Linked DNA regions of Homo sapiens: regions 2 and 3 are each linked to region 1. The links are chromatin loops, found by intact Hi-C in ENCODE. Cell type or tissue: heart right ventricle. All regions are shown on one strand.

The links. Hi-C counts contacts between places; a loop is a spot of excess contacts. Peaks named below come from ENCODE experiments on the same cell type or tissue, not always from the same donor. Only the 100,000 strongest peaks of a DNase experiment are listed, where the experiment ranks them.
Region 2: a loop joins it to region 1, with 5 times the contacts of the local background. A loop is called at or near these places in 74 of 110 quality-filtered maps.
Region 3: a loop joins it to region 1, with 8 times the contacts of the local background. A loop is called at or near these places in 98 of 110 quality-filtered maps.

The regions. Positions count from the first base shown.
Region 1 is chr6:36,357,435-36,365,434 of GRCh38, forward strand. It overlaps a transcript of ETV7 not described here. Among named protein-coding and RNA genes, the nearest start is that of BNIP5, 25 kb to the left of the region's middle. RefSeq lists enhancers at 3,650-3,809, 7,931-7,980. In heart right ventricle, CTCF peaks have their summits at 3,258 (motif pointing left) and 3,467; a DNase peak (open chromatin) is centred at 3,207; H3K27ac peaks cover 2,223 bases; H3K27me3 peaks cover 401 bases.
Region 2 is chr6:36,120,459-36,128,458 of GRCh38, forward strand. It overlaps a transcript of MAPK14 not described here. Among named protein-coding and RNA genes, the nearest start is that of MAPK13, 6.1 kb to the right of the region's middle. RefSeq lists a silencer at 210-259 and enhancers at 3,346-3,395, 3,456-3,505. In heart right ventricle, a CTCF peak has its summit at 3,532 (motif pointing right); DNase peaks (open chromatin) are centred at 263, 873 and 3,543; H3K27ac peaks cover 812 bases; H3K27me3 peaks cover 766 bases.
Region 3 is chr6:36,299,454-36,307,453 of GRCh38, forward strand. It overlaps PNPLA1 (patatin like domain 1, omega-hydroxyceramide transacylase), which reads left to right. Exons shown (of 9, transcript NM_001374623.1): 6 at 2,408-3,016; 7 at 6,839-6,923. Among named protein-coding and RNA genes, the nearest start is that of PNPLA1, 33 kb to the left of the region's middle. RefSeq lists an enhancer at 2,687-3,187 and a silencer at 3,056-3,105. In heart right ventricle, CTCF peaks have their summits at 3,197 (motif pointing right) and 3,397; DNase peaks (open chromatin) are centred at 2,899 and 3,168; H3K27me3 peaks cover 2,325 bases.

The DNA.
Region 1 (8,000 bases):
TCCTGGCCACAGAGCAGGATGAAGAGGGGTGGAGAATGGTGTAAATAAGAGGAAAAGTCACTCAAAAGGAGCAAGGAATATAGGTGGAATATCACAAGCCTGAGTTCTGACAACAAATATGGGCAGAAATGATGGGCGCCTCCCATAAGAACACCTCCCCGGCCACGTGCGCTGGCTCATGCCTGTAATCCCAGCACTTTGGGAGGTCAAGGCAGGCAGATCACCTGAGGTCAGAAGTTCGAGACCAGCCTGGCCAACATGGAAAAACCCTATCTCTACTAAAAATATAAAAAATTAGCCAAGTTTGGTGGCACACACCTGTAATCCCAGCTACTCGGGAGGCTGAGGCATGAGAATCACTTGAACCTGGTAGGTGGAGGTTGCAGTGAGCCAAAATTGTACCACTGCACTCCAGCCCAGGTGACAGAGTGAGATTCTGTCTCAAAAACAAAAACAAAAACAAACAAAAAAACACCTCCCCAATCCTTCACGCTTTCTCCTCCCTACCTGCGGGCTGGGTGTCAATCCCCCATACAGAAACCACATGAAGGAGACAGTACAACCTCCATCAGCCTGGGTCCCCAGATGACTTCATGGGGAAGATCCCTCCCCACCCATGAACCAAGCTTTATGTGGCCAAGAAAATGAATGTCTATCACATCAAGCCACTGAGATTTCAGTTGAGATGCTATGGCCAGCATGACTCTAACTGATACAGTAGCTGCAGATGACGTAGGGCTGGCCTCCTTAGAAGGGAAGCTGGACTTTGATCTGGACATGTCTTCCTCACTTAAAAGCTGGGTGAATTAATTTGCATTGTCAGAAAGGCACTTCATCTTGCTCAAAATAAAGATGTGGTTGAGCTGCCAAGCTTTTGTTTCTGTCATTTCACTGGGGGCCTTCTGCTGCTGGCTCTAGTTCAGGTCTCCTGCTTTGTCAAAGGCCCTTTTTTCTTTTGGTGGCCAATCAAGACCCAGCTTGGTAAATTACTCACTGGTCAGTCAGGAAAAAATAATGTTCTTATTGCAAATCACTTTAGAGTTTGCAGAGGGCTAGAGTTGGCATATTCTGTTCCTAAGGTTGGAAGGGTCCCTGGCTGAAAGCCCAGAATCCCAGAATCTCAAGGTCCCCCTGATGTTCAGTTTCCCCATCCCCCAAACCCTAACACTGGGTCAGCTCACTGACCCTTGTGGGGGTGGTGGAGAAGAAAGTGCCTTTGTTGGTGCTTTAGAAGCTCTCTAGAGATTTGCACGCCACGTTCAGCCACCCACAATCAGCTGTCCCCTGAGAATCTGATATGTACTCCCCACCCCACACCACAGGTCGAGAACCTGAGCTTGTCACTGGCTGGAGCATATGATCATGTGACTGAGGGGAAAGCTCTTCCTGCTCAGAATTGCTGGAATTTTAAGAGCCATATTTAGAACTCTGGGGCTTTCCAGCCAGAGCACTTTCAACAATACACCGTGCTTCCTTGAGTTAGGATGTTTAGATGGGCCAGATCTAGAGAACTGAGGTCTATTCAGGAGACTTTGTGATCTCGGTCTTAGCTGATGGCTCCCCCAAAGGAAGAGGATGGGAGAGGGGCAGCTCTAGGCCAAGATGGTCTTCTCCACCCAGCCTGTCTACATTATTCATATCCATTAAGATTGCATTGGGTTGCACATAACAAACTAACAACAGTGTCCATCTTTCATGGTGTGACCTGCAGATTAAACAGAAAGGGGATGGACAGGCTGGGCGAAGTGGCTCACACCTATAATCCCAGCACTTTGGGAGGCCAAGGTGGGCAAATCACCTGAGGTCGAGAGTTCAAGACCAGCCTGACCAACATGGAGAAACCCTGTCTCTACTAAAAATACAAAAATTAGCCAGGTGTGGTGGTGCACGCCTGTGATCCCAGCTACTCAGGAGGCTGAGGCAGGAGGACCACTTGAACCTAGGAGGCGGAGGTTGCGGTGAGCCAAGATTGCACCATTGCTCTCCAGCCTGGGTAACAAGAGCGAAACTCAGTCTCAAAAAAAAAAAGAAAAAAGAAAAAAAGAAAAAAGAAAGAAAGGGGACAGTCTACTACAGGAGAGAAAGTGACATAGGTAAAGATGATTTGTTCCTGCTTACACATGTTTTTTACATCTCTGACAGCTCAATTTAAATTTGGCCCCTCTCACTTGATTCTATTTTATTTTCCTTCATAGTACATATCACCACCTGCCATTTTATTCTGTATTGATTTGTTTATTTATCTGTTCTGGTCACCACAATATTCCTGTTTCTAGACAGTGCTTAACCTACAGTAGGTGCTCAATGAATGTTAAATAAATGAATGCATTATTTCATTTGAAATTTCTCAACTCCATGTGCTAAGCAGGGCAAAGGATGTTGTCTTTCATTTTACAAAAGTAGAAAGTGAGTCCTAGAAGGGTGGTGTAACTAAAGCCAGTAGAAAACTAAGGAAGCCTCAGTCCTTTTTTTTTTTCTTTTGAGACCGAGTCTCACTCTGATGCCAGGCTGGAGTGAGTGGCGCGATCTCGGCTCACTGCCTCCACCTCCCGGGTTCAAGTGATTCTCCTGCCTCAGCCTCCCAAGTAGCTGGGACTACAGGCATGTGCCACCATGCCCAGCTAATTTTTTTATTTTTAGTAGAGACGGAGTTTCACCATGTTGGCCAGGATGGTCTCGATTTCTTGACCTCGTAATCCGCCCGCCTCGGCCTCCCAAAGTGCTGGGATTACAGGCATGAGCCACTGCACCCGGCCAGTCTTTTTGATTCCTAATCAGGTCTACATGGGTAGGGTGAGGGTAGAGAGGCTCTGACATGCCCCTAGCAGATGTCCCAGATCTGTAAGAGGCCTCATCTAGGCCCCTGCTGACAAACTACTCAAGGATAAAGTGATCATAAGAAGAGGAGATAAGAAGTTATTCCCAATAAAGAGAATGGGAAAATAGGAATTGCAGAAACCAGTGGCCTGTGGGTTAGGAGAGGAGGCTGATGCTATCAACGGACAGCTGGCTTATGGTGCCCCTCAATTCCACCCCCACCCCTGCTACTTACTTTGCCCCCTGGAGGTGTGAGTTCCCCGTCACTGGAGGTGTTCAAGCAGGGCCTGGATGTCTACTTACAGAGCATGCCTGAGCTGGAGAGTACACATCTCCCCGTGAGAGAAGGCAGGCTTGCTGTCCATAGAACATTCAGTCAGCCACCGCCCGGCCCCACACTAACACAAAAAGAGGCTTTTGCACCACCTAGTGGACATGGTTTTAAACTGCAGGCCTTTCCGTGGAGAGAAGCCCACAGCCCAGAATCCCATTTCCCGTGCAGTCTCCCTGACCCCCTCAAGGATCAGAAGGCCCACAGCCCCACTGTGCTTCCAGACCTCAGCCCTGCAAAAGGGAAGTTGGAAAAAGAGAGCAGAAGCCTGTGATTCTCCGGAGGGAAACTCTCCCTGGTGCCTCTCAAGCCGAATTCACTAGCACCACTTTGTCCAGTACTGTCCCCAATAGGCACACTTCTCACGTCATCTCTCCCTGGGGACTGCAATGGTTTGCTCATCAGCTACATCTGTTTCCCCTACTTCTGTGCAAACTTTCCAAGCCAGGGCCCTATTCCCCTTTGTTTACTCACCATCACTCCCCATCCCCAGTATATGAGCAATTAACTCAAAAGGATTCGGGACTTTAAAAAAATCAAGATCACGATTAAAATATTTCTGAGTTGCATATACTGGTTTCAGAACAACCTGCTTTAAACTCCTCACTCAAGTTCTGGGGCTGTCCCATTGGTGGCTTAGTTCCCACCGAGGTCCTTTGAGGGCCGAGGTGTCACTGAGGGAGCTCGCCAGCAGCGCAGGGCCCTGACACCGGCATTCAACAGGCTCCCTCTGAGCTCACACTGCCCTCGCATTTACCACCAGATACGGACATTTCTGCGGTACAGGCCTTTGCTCTGTAAAGGTCTGTGTTTTCTGTGTGTCTCTACAAACCTTTTGTGAGAACATTTGAGTAGAAAATGTGGATCACTAACACCGTGGGACCAGAGGAGGAAGCCAAGGAAGACTGTGGCCCTAGGATCCTCTGTGACAAAGAGGATGGGTCCCCAGCATCAGCCCAGGCTTCCTGCAGTTAAGAGCCCAAGACCCAGCAGAGCCACCAGGATTAAATCAAATGCTAGATCTGGAACTTTCCTATGAAGGAAAAAGCCTTTCTAAGAAAGAATCCACCTAACAGAGAAGAGGAAGACCAGAGCTCATGCTCATGGGTTAATGCTGTAAATGGTTCAACTGGACCAAGACAGTGACTTGTATTATTTGTTTCATTAATGAACTTTTTATTATACTCATTTTTCATAAATTCTTTATCTATTGTCAGTTCTTTAATTGTAATGTAATCATGCCTGGCCACTTTTTCAAACCATGAGAATGTATCTCCTGCTTTTTAAAATTCTTTGTTGGCTGGGTGCGGTGGCTCACACCTGTAACCCCAACACTTTGGGAGGCCAAGGCAGGTGGATCACCTGAGGTCGAGACCAGCCTGACCAACACAGTGAAACCCTGTCTCTACTAAAAATACAAAAGTTAGCTGGTGTGGCCGGGCGCGGTGGCTCACACCTGTAATCCCAGCACTTTGGGAGACTGAGGCAGGCGGATCACGAGGTCAGGAGATCGAGACCATCCTGGCTAACATGGTGAAACCTTGTCTCTACTAAAAATACAAAAAATTAGCCAGGCGCGGTGGCGGGCACCTGTAGTCCCAGCTACTTGGGGAGGGGGCTGAGGCAGGAGAATGGCGTGAACCCGGGAGGCAGAGCTTGCAGCGAGCCGAGATCGCGCCACTGCAGTCCGGCCTGTGTGAAAGAGCGAGACTCTGTCTCAAAAAAAAAAAAATTAGCTGGTGTGGTGGCGGGTGCCTGTAGTCCCAGCTACTCGGGAGGCTGAGGCAGGAGAATCACTTGAACCCAGGAAGCAGAGGTTGCAGTGAGCTGAGATCACAACACTGCACTCCAGCCTGAGTGACAGCAAAACACCTCAAAAAAAAAATTTGTGAGAAGTTCACTTTGACACATGAAATTTTCAATGACCTGCCACTTTTCAGGACTTTAATTGTATGAAAAATGGATATAAACTCAATGCCTCACCTGGTGCCCGGTACAGAGCAGGTACTCAATTGATGTTTGTAGAAGGCAGGCCTAAATGAACCCCCTTACTCCAGGCACCCAGGGGTCCATCCCCAGACCACGGCCTGATCTCCCTGGGGAGATGGAGAAAAGGTGGCATGGCCTCAGGGCTGAGTGCAGAGTTCCGGAGTCGGGATCTCTGGCAGTGATTCATGCCTGCTCTCCTAGTAGCCCAACCCGGCCATGATGGTCTCAGTGCTGGGTGAGATTCATTGCCTGAGTTAAGGCCTCATCGCTGGGAAATGTAGCTGTTGACATCCATCAACCCACCAGCAGGCAAACACCACTTATAACTGGAAGAAGTGATCTAGGAATCCATCCTCCTGCTTCATCTTGGACCCAACCACAATGCTGAGAAGAGGAAATGAGGTGGCTTCAGGAGCGAAGAAGCTGGGCTGGGCCATGTGATCTTGCGCAAGTCACTTCGCTCTGGCGGCAGTTCCCTTCTCTGTAAAATGAGGGCCTGGATAAATTCATTTCGACAGTCCCTCCTAAGCCAGGTATGCAGCTCTGGGGTGAGGAGGTGATAATGTGTCCAGAACTGGTGGGTTCTTGGTCTCACTGACTTCAAGAATGAAGCCGCGGACCCTCGCGGTGAGTCTTACAGCTCTTCAGGTGGCGCATCTGGAGTTTGTTCTTTCTGATGTTCCGACGTGTTCAGAGTTTCTTCCTTCTGGTGGGTTCGTGGTCTCGCTGGCTCAGGAGTGAAGCTGCAGACCTTCGCGGTGAGTGTTACAGCCCTTAAGGCACCGCGTCTGGAGTCGTTCGTTCCTCCCCGTGGGCTCATGGGCTCGCTGGCTCCAGGAGTGAAGCTGCAGACCTTCACGGTGAGTGTTACAGCTCTTAAAGCAGCACATCTGGAGTCATTCATTCCTCCCGGTGGGGTCGTGGGCTCGCTGGCTTCAGGAGTGAAGCTGCAGATCTTCGCACTAAGCGTTACAGCTAATAAAAGCAGCGTGGACCCAAAGAGCAAAAGAACAAAGCTCCCACGGTGTCAAAGGGGACCAGAACGGGTTGCCACTGCTAGCTGGGGCAGCCTGCTTTTATTCTCTTATCTGGCCCCACCCACATCCTGCTGATTGGTAGAGCCCAGTGGTCTGTTTTGACAGGGTGCTGATTGGTGCGTTTACAATCCCTGAGCTAGACACAAAGGTTCTCCACCTCCCCACCAGATTAGCTAGATACAGTGTGGACACAAAGGTTCTCCAAGGCCCCACCAGAGTAGCTAGATACAGAGTGTCGATTGGTGCATTCACAAACCCTGAGCTAGACACAGGGTGCTGATTGGTGTATTTACAAACCTTGAGGTAGATACAGAGTGCCGATTGGTGTATTTACAATCCCTGAGCTAGACATAAAGGTTCTCCAAGGCCCCACCAGAGCAGCTAGATACAGAGTGTGGATTGGTGCATTCACAAACCCTGAGCTAGACACAGGGTGCTGATTGGTGTATTTACAAACCTTGAGCTAGATACAGAGTGCCGATTGGTGTATTTACAATCCCTGAACTAGACATAAAGGTTTTCCACCTCCCCACCAGACTCAGGAGCCCAGCTGGCTTCACCCAGTGGATCCTGCACTGGGGCTGCAGGTGGAGCTGCCTGCCAGTCCGGCGCCGTGAGCCCGCACTCCTCAGCCCTTGGGTGGTGGATGGGACTGGGCGCTGTGGAGCAGGGGGTGGCGCTCGTCGGGGAGGCTCAGGCCGCACAGGAGCCCATGGAGCGGGTGGGAGGCTCAGGCATGGCAGGCTGCAGGTCCCCAGCCCTGCCCCGCAGGAAGGCAGCTAAGGCCCGGTGAGAAATCGAGCGCAGCGCCGGTGGGCTGGCACTGCTGGGGGACCCAGTACACCCTCCGCAGCCGCTGGCCCGGGTGCTAAGTCCCTCATTGCCCGGGGCTGGCAGGGCCGGCCGGCTGCTCCGAGTGCGGGACCCGCCAAGCCCACGCTCACCCGAAAGTTCAGCTGGCCCGCAAGCGCCGCGCACAGCCCCAGTTCCCGCTCGTGCCTCTCCCTCCACACCTCCCTTCAAGCTGAGGGAGCCGGCTCTGGCCTTGGCCAGCCCAGAAAGGGGCTCCCACAGTGCAGCGGTGGGATGAAGGGCTCCTCAAGTGCCGCCAAAGTGGGAGCCCAGGCAGAGGAGGTGCCGAGAGCGAGCGAGGGCTGTGAGGACTGCCAGCACGCTGTCATCTCTCAATAAGAGAGGCCATGGGGCATGGGCTCATCGCAGAGCAAAGTCAAGGAGCTGGAACAGTCTCAGAGGGAAAGTGAAAGGGGCAAAGCATTTTCCCATCGATCCTTTTTCCAAAGCCACCTGCCTGCCCCCCTGCCGGTGAGTACCATCGAGGGTCCCAGATAGGACTAAGCCTGGAGTTTCCCTGCTCATGGGCTATCACAGCTTTGAGCCCCAAAGTCCAAGAGTCCTTATCAAGGACTTCTCTGCAGTGACTCAAGGCCAGTGCAGGCGCCAGCAGAGACGGGGATTTCCTGACCGGCTGGGGGCAAGAGGCTGAGGTAGTTTCCTCCTTCTGAGAAAGAAGATATGAATCCGAGGAGTTCTATTCTTGGTTAAATGAAAATACTCCCTTCTCCTTCTACCTGAGCTTTACCTGACGGCTTGCAAGGGCAGAGGCTCTGGCCCTCAGGAGGCCCCAATCAGTACTTGGGGCTAGGGCACAGAGGGAGAAGCTGACCCATTGGACCGAGGTGTTTTCATGCTTCAGAGCAGCTTCTGGTCTGCAAAGTCTTCTCAGCTAACACAGGTGAAGCACGCCCCACAGAGCAGGCAAACATTAAGCATTTCACAAGTATTGCCTTATGGAAGCTTTCCGACAA
Region 2 (8,000 bases), 240 kb before region 1:
CTCTCCAAATCTGAGACAATTCATCCAAGCAGTGTGTTTCCTTTTCCTCTTCCCCCACCACCACCGCCACCCCCCACCATGATGCTGGAAACTTTTCTTTATTGATACAGATGATGAGCAATGCGGTGATAAGTGTGTATCCCCCGGCTGTTTTCGCGTTTTCACTAAATTGATGGCTATGGGATTACCGGATTAACAAGGTGCACATTTTGACACTTTGGCAGCATTGCCAAATGGTTCTAAAAGCTTGCCCCAGTTGACACTCCCACCTGCCGACGACAGTGTTGTCACTGTTTCCTGTTGCCGCCCTCACTAGGGTAGGAGCTTCTCAAGCACAGGAACTGTGACATTTGTCCGTGTATTCTCAATGTCTTGAGAGGTGCCTGGCAAAATTTGGTTGAATGGATTAAGGCTTTACCTTAATCACCAGGTAGGTAAGGAGGATAGAGAAAAATAAGACACTCGTGCCCTCAAGAACTTACAATTTAGGTTTGTTTGAAAGTTAACTGAGAATTCCAAGTCTAAGGGTGCTGGTGAGAGTGGCCTGGCAAAGCCAGCCCAGGAAGAGCTGCTGAGCAGGTTGTAAGGAACGAGGATGCCCCACCCCCCCTCCTTGGCAAAGCAGAGGATGGTATTCCAGACAGGTCACAAACAGCTCAAGCAAAGACGTGGTGACAGGGATGAGGAAGGCACGCTTGCGGATCGCTAGAATGGAGGTTGCCTGGGCACAGACACCTTGGAGGATCCGATTAGCAAGAAAGGCAGGGCCTGTCCGGATGGGGGCAAGCCTTGCCCAACAGACTAAGAAGTTTAATCTTTATCCTAGAGGCCACTGAGAGCTACCGGGGGTGGGGCGTTATGGGGAGGCAGGGCTGCTCTGAAACAGGAAGATTAATCACAGCTGGGCTGCCTGCCGCTGGCTGCCTGTCACATGGGAGCTGTGCTGCCCTCAAGCTGCCCAGCTGGAGCACCCTCTTTCCAGGTGACCAAAGCTGGATCCGGGTGCCCCCTGGCTTAGGAAGGGCAGCCCTGGGCAAGTGTGAGGGAGTGAAGACCAGGCCTGAGAAGCAGGGAGAAGCTGTTTGTCAGGGAAGTGTAGTCACCAGGATCAGGGTGGCTTCCCCTCCACAGCCCCTTACTCATCCCTGTTGCCACACCTGTGCTCGGGCTGACAGTGACAGTGGTGTCCTGGAGCTCTCTGTGACTCTTATTTTTTTAGAGACAGGGTCTTGCAATGTTCTTTCTACTTAATTTTATTTCTTACAAAAGATTGGCCTTTCACAAGCATCATCCAGCGCAGCTAAGCATAGTGGTTACTAGCACTGACCCTGGGCAAGACTACCTGGTCTTCACTCCCAGCTCTAGTGCTTACTAGCTGTGTGTCCTTGGGCAAGTCACTTCACCTCTCTGTGTCTCATTGTTATACATAAAATGGGGGATACTGTTAACCCATCTCATAGAGTCCTCAGGAGGATTAAGTTACATGTATGTAAAGCTCTTATAACAACTTTTGGGAAGTAATTAGTGCTCTTTCCATGTTTATTAAATGCATATAATAGAAAATGAATGTATCCAGAGAGGCAGTCTGACTTACCTAAGGTCACACAGCAAATTAGAGACAGAGCTAGAATCAGAGCCCAAACCTCTGCCATGGCAGGTAGCCCTGCTAGTCTTGTTTGGGGTTATTTGCCCCTGACCAAGGTCCATAGGGCTTCTGGGGAGGATCTATGTGTCCTGACATTGGATAGTTTACTTAGAAGGGGTGGAGCAAGGAGACCCTGTGGCCTCTGCCCTGGACAGGCAGGTTGTGGAGGTGGCCTCCAGGGTGCACAGCTTCTCCTGCCTGAGGCAGGCTGCACACAGGAGTCCAGGCAGGACCTGACTCCATTACTGCGGTTTGTCAGGTCAGCACAGCAGAGACTGCCCCAGGCACGAAGGTGAGTTGGGCCTGCATATCAGCTGCACACAGACAGAGATGCAGCGATAACAAGGCTGCTGGGGATAAGGCCCTGCTACATCCCTGCCATTCGGCCAGTCACCGGCTGCCAGGCACTCTTCCAGGTACGTGGAATTCAGTGATGAACAAAATAGACAAAGCCCCTACCCTCGCCAACCTCAAGACATTCTATTAGAGGGGGGCAGACAATAAACAGGTACACAGGGCTTGAAGAACACGAGGCCAGGTAAGGCAGGTGAGCATGGCTTGTAATGAGGTCAGGGGGACCTCGGAGGAGGTGACACATGAGCAGTCCTGAAGGACCAGAGGGAGCACCATGCACAATGCCTGCAACCTGGCATGTGTTGCTTCAGTAAACCCTCCTGGTGTCCCTGGCTATGCAAGTGACATTCTCCCATCTTACTGATGAGGAAGCTCCACCTGTAGCTACAAATGGAGGCACGAGATTCAGACTCAGCCCTGTCTCCCAGAACTCAGCTACCTCTCTACTGGCTCACAGGAGTACAAGCACGCTTCAAGAATGTGGACGTCACAAAGCCTGTGGAGGGGGAAGCGGGTGGTGTGCAGTGGGGGTCTTGGGGAGAGGGATATGCACAGGGTTAGTGGGGTGAGTGGATCTAGAGTTCACTCGGGAACACCTCCTTGTAGATGTGAGTTTAGAGTTAGGCTTGGAAAGAAGGAAGGGAGGGAGAGAGGGAGGGAGGGAAGGAAAGAGGAAGGAAGGAAAGGTGGACAATTCCATAGGGAGAGGATCTGGCTCATGCAGAGCTTCAGTGGGAGTGGTGAGGAGGGCTGTCCACAGGGAGGAACCTGCTTTGGAGTGGATGGTGCAAATTCGTGGCAAGAGAAGAGGCCTCAGATTCAGGTTGTACACTCTGGTTCTTTCACCACCATACGAAGGTCCAGCCTCATGCTAGGACCTTGGGGGCCCCACAAGGATGAGGCCTCTAGGCCTTCCCTCAGGGAGCAAGGGAAGAACAGCAAAATCAGAAACATCCTAGGACAGATTGTATCAGACTGAACAGTGACCACACATCCCAGATCCCACCCTGTGGTAGGCTAGCCAAGCATATTCCCCTACTATTGCTTACTCGGTCCCACCATTTGGGTCTTCAAGCCACATCTTCCTCCTATGGGTAGTACCCAGAAGAGACACAAAACTCCTTGGTTGGTTCAGTCACTAAGTCTTTACTGAGCAGCTACAATGGGCCAGGCACAGTGCCAGGGGGCTCAGCAGTGGCCAGAATACTGCCCTCGCCCTTACAGAGTCATTGTCCAGAGGTGGAGAGGGACATGTCACAGGAGACAATGCAGATTAATATTATGCTGAATGCTACCAAGGACAAGGCCGAGATCAAACAGAGCGGAGGCCTGGGCACCAGACCTTACCCCAGCCACATCTTTGTAGGGTGGAGTGGAGGGTGACATGTGGGCTGGGTGCAGGGAGGCAGGCCTTAGGGGTGGAGTGGAACGGGGAGTGTGGACCGGATGGTGTGGGGAGGGAGGTGTGAAGAGGGGAAGCCTGTCATCCCGAACCCAGAAGGCTGGCTGAGAGGTGCCCGACTCACAGAGCTGTCCCCACCCCCGTCTTCCACCAGGGGGTGCTAAAGCTGAAGGAGGGGAGAGAGGAGGAGGTGGAGGAGGTGCAGGGGAGTGGGGGAGGGTGCCTTTTCTTTCTTGTCTCTCTTTCTCTCTCTCTCTCTCCTCCCTCCCTCCCTCCCTCCCTCCCTCCCTCCCTTCCTTCCTTCCTTCCTTCCTTCCTGCCTTCCTTTCGTTCTTTTTGAAATGCAGTTTCACTCTTGTTGCCCAGGCTGGGGTGCAGTGGCACGATCTCGGCTCACTGCAACCTCTGCGTCCTGGGTTCAAGTGATTCTCCTGCTTCAGCCTCCCAAGTAGCTGGGATTACAAGCAAGCACCACCATGCCCGGCTAATTTTTGTATTTTTAGTAGAGATAGGGTTTCACCTTGTTGGCCAGGCAGGTCTCGAACTCCTGACCTCAGGTGATCTGCCTGCCTCGGCCTCCCAAAGTGTTGGGATTACAAGCATGAGCCACCGCACCTGGCTGATGGTGCCTTATCTTTTGCTGCTGGGATGGATGTTCTGCTTGAGCCCTAAGTCTGCTGACCAGCCCTTGCCCCTGAGAAGGGGAAGAGGTAATGGGGAGACAAGGTTGGGGAGATGGCCTTGCAGGAGGAGCCCAGCACCCCATCAAGTTTCCAGAGGCTGGCTAGGCTCGGTGGCTCATGCCTGTAATCCTAGCACTTTGGGAGGCCGAGGCGGGCGGATCACCTGAGTTCAGGAGTTCGAGACCAGCCTGGCCAACATGGTGAAACCCTGTCTCTACTAAAAATACAAAAATTAGCTGGCCATGCCTATAATCCCAGCTGCTCAGGAGGCTGAGGCAGGAGAATTGCTTGAACCTGGGAGGCGGAGGTTGCAGTGAGCCGAGATCGCGCCATTGCACTCCAGCCTGAGTGACAGAGCAAGACTGTCTCAAAAAAAAAAAAAAAAGTTTCCGGAGGTCAGTAAGGTGTCCCAGGTGCTCTAAGCTGTTCCCCTGAGGGACTTACCAGAGGCTGCTGGAGTAGGGAAGTAATGGGCACAGGAGGAATGAGGCTGGGTGCCTGGTCTGCAGGGTCAAGTGTCCCCTGAGGGGTTTGGGAGGCAGGCACCTGCTCTTTCCCCAGATGTCCGCTGGGCTCACTCCCAGACCCACTCAAGGGTTGCTCAAATGTTGCCTCCGTAGAGAGACCTTCCCTGATCAAATAGTACTCACTAGTCCTTTAGATCCTTACTCTGCCTTATTTTCTTCATAGCACTTAATACCACCTGCCACTACATTTAGTTGAACCATAGAGAAGTATTAAATACCAGCATTTTAAATTACTTGTTTATTGAGACAAGGTCTCGCTCTGTTGCCCAGGCTGAAGTGCAGCTCAGTGCAGCCTCGACCTCCCAGGCTCAAGTAATCCTCCCACCCCAGCCTCCTGAGTAGCTGGGACCACAGGCGTGTGCCACCATGCTTGGCTAATTTTTATTATTATTGTTAGTAGAAACAGGGTTTCACCATGTTGTCCAGGCTGGTCTCAAACTCCTGGGTTCAAGTGATCCTCCCACCCCAGCCTCCCAAAGTGCTGGGATACAGCCATGAGCTACCACGCCCAGCCAACAAATAAATGTTGAATGAATGGGTCAATGAATCCTTGGGCTGAGTATCTGGCAAAAAACTTAATAGAGGAGTTGGACGTGAGTTGGAGCCGACTCTCACTGAGGGGACACCTTCTGGGGCAGGGACTGGACAGCCAAAGGGCAGGGGCTGGGGTTGGGCAGCTGGAGTACCCGGGCAGAGCTGACACAGTCCATTGGGGAAGGAGCCTCTGGCGAGACCTACTGTGTGCCAGGCACTGAATTGGACACTTTTCTAGTCATCTCGTTTAGTCTTCACAACAGCCCTGTAACATGGGTCTTATCACCCACTCTCGTTTTACAAATGAGAAAACAGGCTTAGAGGAGCCAACTAACTTGTCTAAGATCACACAGCTTACCACGCCACAGAGCAGCCCACATCTGCAGTCTTTCTTCTGCATCTCCCTGCCTCCTTGTAATTTTGCTTGTTTCATGGAGTCTTGAAAGCCCCAGAAGAGCATGGGACTCTCTAGAGCTGGGGCCAGAGCTCTAGGGCTCCCTGGCCTGTCCCACCCTCACAGGACCCCAGATGTGTCATGCTTTCTCATTTCTGTGGAGGTCTCATGGTGAGGATGTTCCTGCTGGCCCATCCTCATTATGGTGAGGAGGTTCATGCTGGTCCTGCCATATGGGACAGACAGGGTGGCTGCTGTGCTCGTGGGGCAAGATAGGGTCTGGGTGGCCAGGATAGGGGACATGACAGTCTCATAGTTATGTGGGGCTTTTGTCTCGATCTCTAAGAAACCAGTCACCAATTCCCACACCATGTCTCTGCCTCCAGAGGCTCACAGGCTAGCTAGGAAGACAATGCAACAACAGCAGCCACTTCTCAGGCACTTGCTGGGCACCAGGAATTCTAGTTGACAGTTAAATGTGCAGACTTAGGAGCCAGATGCCAGGTATGAAGATCATGTTCACCACTTTCTTAGTTATGTGCGACCTTGGGCAAATTACATAACCTCTCCGGGCCTCAGTCTCTCCATCTGTACCAGGGGAATAATTATATTGGAATAGACTAGACCAAAGCAGCCCTGACATCTGGGAGCTGCCTGGTCCTATCAGCCAGGACTTGGTTGCTCAGAGCTGTCCAGCCTGGTGCAATTCGGTCTTGCTGTGCTGAACATAGACGATTTCACAGACATCAGCATAGAACAAGGCCATCCGCGACCAGGGCAGACTAAGACAAAAATGAAACTACTCCTTAATCATATCTGAACACAGACAAAACATGAATATTGTCAAATCACAGAAATGACCCAAATCCCCCTGTAGAGCTAAGCTGAGTGGAGGCTGCTGGTTTACCAGCTGTAGCTTCAGCCTTGCTCTAGTCTGCTTTCCTTCTAGGCAAGATGTATTAAGACTCCCAATCATAGTGTTAGCTCCACTTCCTGACAGCATCAACCCAGAACAAAGCCTCACTTCCTTAACCTCTCCCCAATCACCTAACACAACTCCAAACATTAGACTAAGTCCTTTCTAACGCCCCCTTCCTGGGACGCCCCATGATCCCCATGGTGCATGCTCTCCCTTGTTGCAACGAGTCATCAGCTCAGCTTGTTCACCCACACGTGTGTTTCTGGTGATCTCTGGTTGGAGGCATTGAAAGTTCCTACCTCATTGGGTTGTCGTGAGGAATATGTACTTGAAATGATACAATCCTAAGGCTCTTTCAATATGCTTGTCATACTTTATTATTATCCCCATTTCACAAGGAGGACACTGAAGCTCAGAGAGAGGGCCAGACTTTGCCCAAGGTCACACAGCTGGTAATGACAGAGAAAGGATGTAAATTCAGGCCTCATTCCAAAGCTAGTTTCCTGAATCCCTGCCTCCATGCTCCATGCTCATAGGGCAGAAACCAACAAGACAACTTGGGTTGGTGTTTGGAGAGGAGAAGAGCAAAGGGCCCTTGGAACTCAAAAGAGAGCCTCAGGCTGGAGAAGCAGGGTATCCAGGATGACCTGAGTGACCCTCTCCTCCTCCCCTCCCTTTCATGACTCCCCAACTGGATCCTCCAAGGGCTCCCTCCCAGACTGCCTGGCTGCTGAGTAATGCAGAGCCAGTCAGGCCCAGAGTAGGGGTCAGTGTCAGCAGAGTCGGAGGCCTGAGTCACTTCCTGACCCTTGCTCAAGAGCATCCGGAGCTACAGCCAGAGTGGCCACTCGTGCTCTCAGAAGATCGCACCCACTTGGGCGATGAGCATGTCCTTGGTATCCCCACCTTCCTGGGCTCACCTCTGCCCCACTCAGGTGTTTAAGACGTGCAGCAGAGAGGCGCCATCCTGACCTGGTGCCACATCCTAGCCCCTTTCCTTACTGGATCCTCAAACCAGAAGAAAACCTGAATCTCTGAGGTCAGTTACTCTCTTTTGCCTGCGTCTAGCCTAAAATCTGGCTTCCAGGACCCCACCCCAACTTCAGAATCAAGGTACCTTGCACTGGTGCCACTGATCCCAAAGGTCCAAAACTCCTGCAGCACTCACAGGCAAGCGACCCCGTTCCTTAGGCTCTCATGGGGTCTCAGGGCCAGAGTAGGGGGTGGGGGAGGGAAAAGGCTGGGGAAAATATCAGATACCCCAGGGCAGGATGGACTGAGGGAGACATGGTTGGATCAGTAGACATGTCCTTATGATGTGGGCAAGGCCATTTCCTTTGAGGAGCAATTCTGTCAACTCTAGGCCACCGCATAGCCTCGCAGCCAAGAGCAGGGACTCTAGAATCAGGCTGTACTTGCTTTCACCCAGCTCTGCCCTTACCAGCTGTGTTACCTTGGGCAAATTACTTAGCCTCTCTGTACCTCGGGTTCCTCATCTCTAAAATGAGGATAATCATATTACTGACTCACAGGCCTCTTACC
Region 3 (8,000 bases), 58 kb before region 1:
TCTCCCGAGTAGCTGGGACTACAGGCGCCCGCTACCACGCCCAGCTAATTTTTTGCATTTTTAGTAGAGACGGGGTTTCGCCATGTTGGCCAGGATGGTCTCGATCTCTTGACCTCGTGATCCACCCGCCTCGGCCTCCCAAAGTGCTGGGATTACAGGCGTGAGCCACTGCGCCCGGCCAACTTTTGGTATTTTTAATTAATGCTCAGAATTTTTCATTTTAGCCCTTCTAACAGGTGCATGTCGGTAACTTATTGTGGTTTTAATCAGTATTCCTCTAATGACTAATGACTTTGAGCATCTTTTCATTTGTCTATTTGCCTCCCATAGATCTTCTTTGGTGAAGCATTCGTTCCACTCTTTTGTACATTTCTCACCTAGACTCTTAATAAGCTTTGTTTTTTTAGGGTAGTTTTAGATTTATGGATAACTTGTGAAAATAATACAGGGTGTTTGTCTCACATCTGTTAGACGTTACAGAATGATACATATATAACACGGTATTCAGTCCAGTACATTTGTTACAACTCATGAACCAATCTTGACATATTATTAACTAAGAGCCATTGCTTATTCAGATTTTCTCAGTTTTTACCTAATTTCTTTTTCTGTTCCAGGACCCCCCACCCAGGGATCACATTACATTTTGTTGTCACGTCTCCTCAGTTTCCTCTTGCCTATAACAGTTTCTCAGACTTTTCTTATTCTTGTGTGTGTGTGTGTGTGAGAGAGAGAGAGAGAGAGAGAGAGAGAGAGAGAGAGACAGAGTCTTGCTGTGTCACCCAGGCTGGAGTGCAGTGGTGCAATCTTGGCTCACTGCAAGCTCCACCTCCCGGGTTCATGCCATTCTCCTGCCTCAGCCTCCCGAGTAGCTGGGGCTACAGGTGCATGCCACTACCCCCGGCTAATTTTTTGTATTTTTAGTAGAGATGGGGTTTCACCGTGTTAGCCAGGATGGTCTCAATCTCCTGACCTCATAATCCGCCCGCCTCGGCCTCCCAAAGTGCTGGGATTACAGAGACTTTTCTTATTCTTGATGACCTTGACAGAGTTGACTATCGGTCAGGTATTTTGTAGAACGTCCCTCAGTTGGGGTTTGTCTGATGTTTTTCTCAAGATTAAGCTGGGGTTTTGAGTTCTGGGGAGGAGACCACAGAGGTAAGGTGCTATTCACATCACGTTACCTCATGGGCACGTGCTGCCAACATGACGTATCCCTGCTGATGTTGACCATGACCGCCTGGCCGAGGTAGTGTCCATCGGGTTTCTCCATTGTGAAGTACTCTTTCTCCCTCTATCCTTACTGCAGTTTTTGGAAGAAAGTCACTGTGCACAGCTCATATTTAAGGAGTGAGAAGTTATGCTCCACTTCCTAAAGGGTCAAGCATCTACATAAATTACTAAGAATTCTTCTGCAGGGGAGCTTTCTCTCTTCTCCCTGATTTACTTACCTACGTAATATATGTTTATATCAGTATGGATTCATGGTTATGTTATACTTTGGGTTATTATTCAATACTACTTTATTGTGTTCTTCAAATTGTTCCAGCTTTGGCCATTGGGAGCCCTTTCAGTTGGCTCTTTCACACATTTTAAAAACTGAATTGTTTGTTTTCTTATTTAAGGGCTGTTATGTGGCCTAGATAAACGCCATCCCCCCGCCCCCCCACCCACCCACTATTTTTGAGACAGGTTCTCACTCTGTCACCCAAGCTGGAGCGTAGTGGCACGATCATGGCTCACTGAAGCTTCAGCTTCCCAGGCTCAGGCAACCCTTTCACCTTTCTCAATGAGTCTTACAGCCACAGTGACCTTCTCAGAACCAGCCTCAGCTGATTACCTCCCCTGCCTAAAAGTCATGCTACAATAATGCTTGCCATGAAAACTAAGGATCCTAGCTGCTGCCTACAGCCCTGACATGGTCCGGCCCCTGCCGCCTCCTCAGCCTCCTCCCCCAGCACAGTACCCCCGCCCCACACTGACCTTTCAGGCCCCCGACCACCTGGTGTGTCCTCAAACTTTGTGGCCTTTGTGTGTGCTGTTCCCTCTGCTGAAACACCCTCACCACCCCGCCCTGACCATCCTGGGCCACGTACCCTTCAGATCTCTACTCACTGCCAATCCCTCAGATGACCTGCCCTCTCTCACAGCACCACATTCCTCTCTTCCTGCACTTGCCTCAGTTGAAACTCTAGATAATTTGGGTGGGCAACGCCTGCTTCCCCACACTACACCGTAAGTGCCAGAAACCATCACGTTTGTTTTCACTCACTGTAAATTCAAGTAAGTACAGAAAGACCTTTGAAAAGCACTGTTCCTGTTTAGGAAAATAACTCAAGAAACCATTTTTGCAAAGGCCATGCTGCTGCCAGGGCTGAGTAACACCCCATGCTATTGTTTATCCTAGATGCTGTTTATCTTAATTCTTCCTCCAAGAGAGTGATTTTCCCCCGGGTGGAAGTGTACTGCCAGATAGAACTCGCCCTTGGCAATGAGTGCCCTGAACGCAGTCAACCAAGCCTTCGAGCACGGCAGGCCAGTCTGGAAGGAGCCACACAACCTCACAAGGAGTGGGTTCCCAAAGGGGATGGAAGGGGCAGCCATGGTCCGCCTGTGTCCCAACCTGTGCAGACACTTGAATTCACATGCGAGTCACCTGTTTCAGCACCAGTCTCTCCACTTGAGCAGCCACCTGCACAGCCACTGGCCTCTTCAACTCCACTTTCTCTAAGTGGCATGCCACCTGTATCATTCCCAGCTGTGCACAAGCCACCCAGCTCCACACCTGGTTCATCACTGCCCACCCCACCACCTGGACTGTCACCTCTGTCACCTCAGCAGCAGGTACAACCGTCTGGATCACCAGCCAGATCCCTACACTCTCAGGCACCCACTTCACCCAGGCCATCCCTGGGGCCTTCAACTGTGGGGGCACCTCAAACACTGCCCCGAAGTTCTCTTTCAGCCTTCCCTGCTCAGCCACCTGTGGAGGAACTAGGCCAAGAACAGCCCCAAGGTATGGACCCTTCTGGCTTGTTATGACTTTCTCATGCCTGGAGCCCCTTGGCAAGCGAGCAAGGACACCAGGGCTGATAACCGCTTCTTTAGGGGTGCGTGGCTGAAGTTAGCAGTGAGCTTTAGCATCTCTGTCCATTATGAGGACAGTCCGCCACAAGGGGGCAGTGTAATAGACATTGGTTCATTTCCCTTGGTGCAGTGCTTCTCAAAGTGCGATCCCCCTACCGGCAGCAAAAGCATCACCTGGGAACTTGCTAGAAATTACAGTTCTCAGGTCCTACTGCAGACCTACTAAATTACCAACTTTGGAGGTGCGGCCCAGCTGCCTTTTTTACAAGCCCTCCAGGTGATTTTTTGCCTGCTCACATTTGAGACCGCTGGGCCAGTAGATTTTTACTGTGAAACCTGCTGTGCTGGGCGTGCTACTCAAAGAGTGGTCCGCAGACCAACCCAGCCCTCAACTGTGTGTTACTAGCCCACCACGGAGGGTGTGCAGAAATTAAGAGTAATCATTTAGAAACGTTTATAGCACTAAGGTATTTCCACAACATCCCGGAGCTTGACCATTTTTTACTAATTCATTTGCATTGTATTTCACAAAATTACTAGTTTGTTATAGACTACAAAGAAATTTTTTTTTTTAGATGGAATCTCGCTCTGTCGCCCAGGCTAGAGTGCAGTGGCGTGATCTTGGCTCACTGCCAGTTCTGCCTCCCGGGTTCACGCCATTCTTCTGCCTCAGCCTCCCGAGTAGCTGGGACTACAGATGCCCGCCACCACGCCTGGCTAATTTTTTGTATTTTTAGTAAAGACAGGTTTCACTGTGTTAGCCAGGATGGTCTCAATCTCCTGACTTTGTGATCTGCCCGCCTTGGCCTCCCAAAGTGCTGGGACTACAGGCGTGAGCCACCGCGCCCAGCCAGAAATTTTTAAAAAACTGTTTCCTTACTACTACAGACGGTTTCAGAAGCACCACTATAGGGCCTGCAAAGATAAAACGTTCTCAATTCCTTACTCAGGAAATCTCCCTTTCAGCAGAGGAGATAACAGGGATACTAACCTCAAAAATACAATCAGGGACTGGGTGTGGTCACTCACACCTGTAATTCCAGCACTTTGGGAGGCCAAAGCGGGTGGATCACCTGAGGTCAGGAGTTCAAGACCAGCCTGACCAACATGGTGAAACCCCATCTCTACTAAATACAAAAAAATCAGCCAAACTTGGTGGTGCATGCCTGTAATCCCAGCTACTTGGGAGGCTGAGGCAGGATAATCGCTTGAACCCAGGAGGTGGAGGTTGCAGGGAGCCAAGATTGTGCCATTGCACTCCAGCCTGGGCAACAAGAGTGAAACTCCATTTAAAAAATATATATATATCAGAAGTATTAAGTACTATATAACTAATAAAAACACAGTGTTGGAGGGTATTCGTAGAGAATAAGACCACTTATCTCTGGGGCAGTATGAAAAGCTTCTTGGAGGTGACAGGTGAGCTTAAATGGGCAGGATTTTGAACATCGTGGTTTGTGGGATTGGATGGGTTGGAGTAGAAAGAGCATTTCCGATTTTGTTTATTTAAAATGCTCAGGTGCAGTGCAGGAATGTGCAGGGTACTTTCAAGGTACTTTAGGAAGGAGAGGACTTGTGTGTGGCCACCATGGATGGTCTGGGTGGAGACAGAGGGACAGAGACCCAAATGAAGGACTGAAGCCAGATTGTAGGGTGCTCATGGTCCTCAGCCAAACTTCCAGAGCTATTATGGTAAACGTCACAGATCGGCAATGTCTCCTCATCTGGGAATTAGCCCCAACTTGGTAGAGATGCCCTTTCTTTGGAACAGGTTTACTTTGACTCTTTTAATGAGACAAAAACAAAACACCATTAAGAAAATTAGGCTGTGACTCATGCCTTTGAGAGGCAGAGGCAGGCAAGTCACTTTCAGTCAGGAGTTCGAGACCAGCCTAGCCAACGTGGTGAAACCCCATCTCTACTAAAAATACAAAAAATTAGCCGGGCATGGTGGCAAGTACCTGCAGTCCCAGCTACTCAAGAGGCTGAGGCAGGAGGATCACTTGAACCTGGGAGGCGGAGGTTGCAGTGAGTAGAGATCGTGCCACTGCACTCCAGCCTGGGCGACAGAGTGAGACTCCGTCTCAGGAAAAAAAAAAAAAAAAAAAAAAGTCAGAAAATTGGGCGCAGTGTTTTACCTGCTCTCTTATTTCCTGTTAAATACAAAACACTTGTTTTACATTAACCACACCTGTGCATGAAGGCGGCCATCTTCAGGTACCTGAGCAATCCTGCACCCCAAGTCGGCATTCCTCACTCATATCGGGGGTGGATAGAGGGCATATATAGTCTAGTGATTCTCTACTGGGAGTGATTTTGTCTCCAGGAGACATTTAGCAATGTCTGCAGACATTTTGGTTGTCACCTAGTGGTTACAGGCTGGGGACACTGAAAAATATCCTGTAGTGCACAGAAGTCTCTGCACAAAGTGCTTTCTGACCGTTAGTGTCAATAGCATGTACTGAGATTGAGAAGCCATGTTATAGCTTACAGCTGAGCCTCAATGGTGACATCCTAGGCCATCTATGTGAGTTAGGCAGAGCTGAGACCCCCTAGAGCAAGTTTATCCAACCCGCGGCCCAGATGGTTCTGAATGCACCAGTCTATAAAAAATTCATTAACTTTCTTAAAACATTGTGAGATTTTTTTTGGATTTTTTTTCAGCTCATCAGCTATCATTACTGTTAGTGTATTTTATGTGTGGCCCAAGACAATTCTTCTTCCAGTGTGGCCCAAGGAAGCCAAAAGATTGGACACCCCTGCCCTAGAGTTTAGTGGTATCAGTCATTTAATGATGGCCATTGGTGGCATTGGGGAACAGGAAAATTGTTAAAAGCCCTAGGAATATCCAAAAACAAAAGGACAAGCCTCATTGTGAATAGATTTGGGAGAGTTAGGGACATACAACAAGTCTCTAACAAAATAACTTCAGAAGAACCCACATATACTTTATATTACCTTTATTTATATATAATACATAATTACATATTAACCTTCATGTATTATGTATCCCCATACTCATTAAAAACATGTAAAGAGCTTACTTAAGAGTAATGGCCATGAAACTATTAATACTCTGTTCTAAGAAACAAACAAAAAGCATTACATGAAGCATGTGATGGAAAGTCCAGGCCCCTTCAGGGGATTTTCCTGAAAACCTTCCCTAACATGCTGCTTTCTGCGAGGGAGCTATTTCTTTTCTTTTCCTTATTTTTCTTTACTTTTCTCTTTTTTTTTTTTTTTTTTTTTTGGTGGTGGAGGAGGAGACAGTATCTCACTCCCGGCTCACTGCACTCTCAACTTTTGAGGCTCAGGTGATTCTCTTACCTCAGCCTCCCGAGTAGCTGAGATCACAGGCATGCACTACAACACCCAGCTAAATTTTTGTATTTTTAGTAGAGACAGGGTTTCACCATGTTGGCCAGACTGGTCTCAAATTCCTGGCCTCAAGTGATCTGCCCGCCTTGGCCTCCCAAAGCGCCGGGATTACAGGCATGAGCCACCGGGCCTGCCCCTGGGAGTTGTTTCTAATGTTCCACCAAGGGTCCGAGTCAGCCGCTCCACAGATGCCGCGGGCCTGCGTCTCAGTCAAGTCCCACGACATGACTCTGGTTGTAAAGATGAGAATTTGAGGACAAGAGAGTTCTTTGCTGTTTTTAAACATTCTCATTTACTGACTATTGCTATTTCAAAAATGACTCCATATCCCCCCTCCCCATCTCACTCCCGTTTCCTATATCTTTACTTTTAGCTGTAGCTCTTCTTGTCTCTTCAAAACCAAAAAGCGCCGTGCCTCTGGTTCATGTGAAGGAAACCGTCAGCAAGCCTTATGTAACGTAAGTTTCCCCTTCGTGGAGCACGCTCTTTCCTTTGGACGGAAGAAGCAAGCCCGGCTAAGCGATATCTTCCACCACCTTAGCTGCCCCAGGAACTCTGGGATCCTTTTCTGGTGTGTGTGATTGTGTGATTCCAGGTCCACCCCTTTACATCTCACAAAGCTGCCTTCTCTTGTTCAGTTAGGGCAGTGTGTGGGGAAGGAGCCTGTCCGTGGTGATGATGTCATTCTCTTCTCCTGCACACTGGGGATGCTCCTTCTCTGAGTGCAGTGCAAGAATGTGCATCCCCTGCCCTCATATTTTACTCTCTGGTGATGCCACAGTTCCAAGAGGGCCTGCAGGCATCCTACCTCCCAGCCTTAGGTAGCTCCTGCATGAAATGAATTAAGGGTCTCTATCAAAGGCCTTCCTTACTCCGAACTATTTTCTATTAGCATGATAATGACCTGATAGTACTAGACTGTAGACTGTCCCCAGAAAATCTTTTTTATTATGCACATCAAGTGTCTGGGTTGCATAACATACACTCCATTATATCTTTGCAATAACTATGAGAGGACCTGGGGATCTGCTTTTTTAAAAACTTCCCTGAGGACCACATTACCCAGGCTCCCTTGCTGGCTGAATGCCGTTTGTACTGGTGGTGGGGGAGGCACAGCAGGAGATCAGAAGTTGGGTCAAGGGTATTTCTCCCCACAACCCCAGCCCCCCTCTCATCCCTCCCTGCCTTGGGACCACTCTGGCAGTAGCTGGGTTTCTCCATGACCACAGCTGCAGGTATTGAGAGAGCAGGGCCTGAGGCATTCCTGCTTTTAATGTTTGCACTCTCTCTCACATCAAGCATATTAAAATTTACCTGCTTCCCACATTAAGTATAATTTTAACCATAAAACTTTTTGAAAGAGTTTGTATAAATTTAACAATTTTGAGCTTAGGCATAAGTTATGCATTTTGTTCACATAATTTAAACTTTTTTGCATTTACATATAACTCTATAAAAGTCGGAGTTTCATTTGACTCATGGGCATGATGTTACTTAGATAAATATTCATTGATTATATTTTAAAAAAAGTTTGC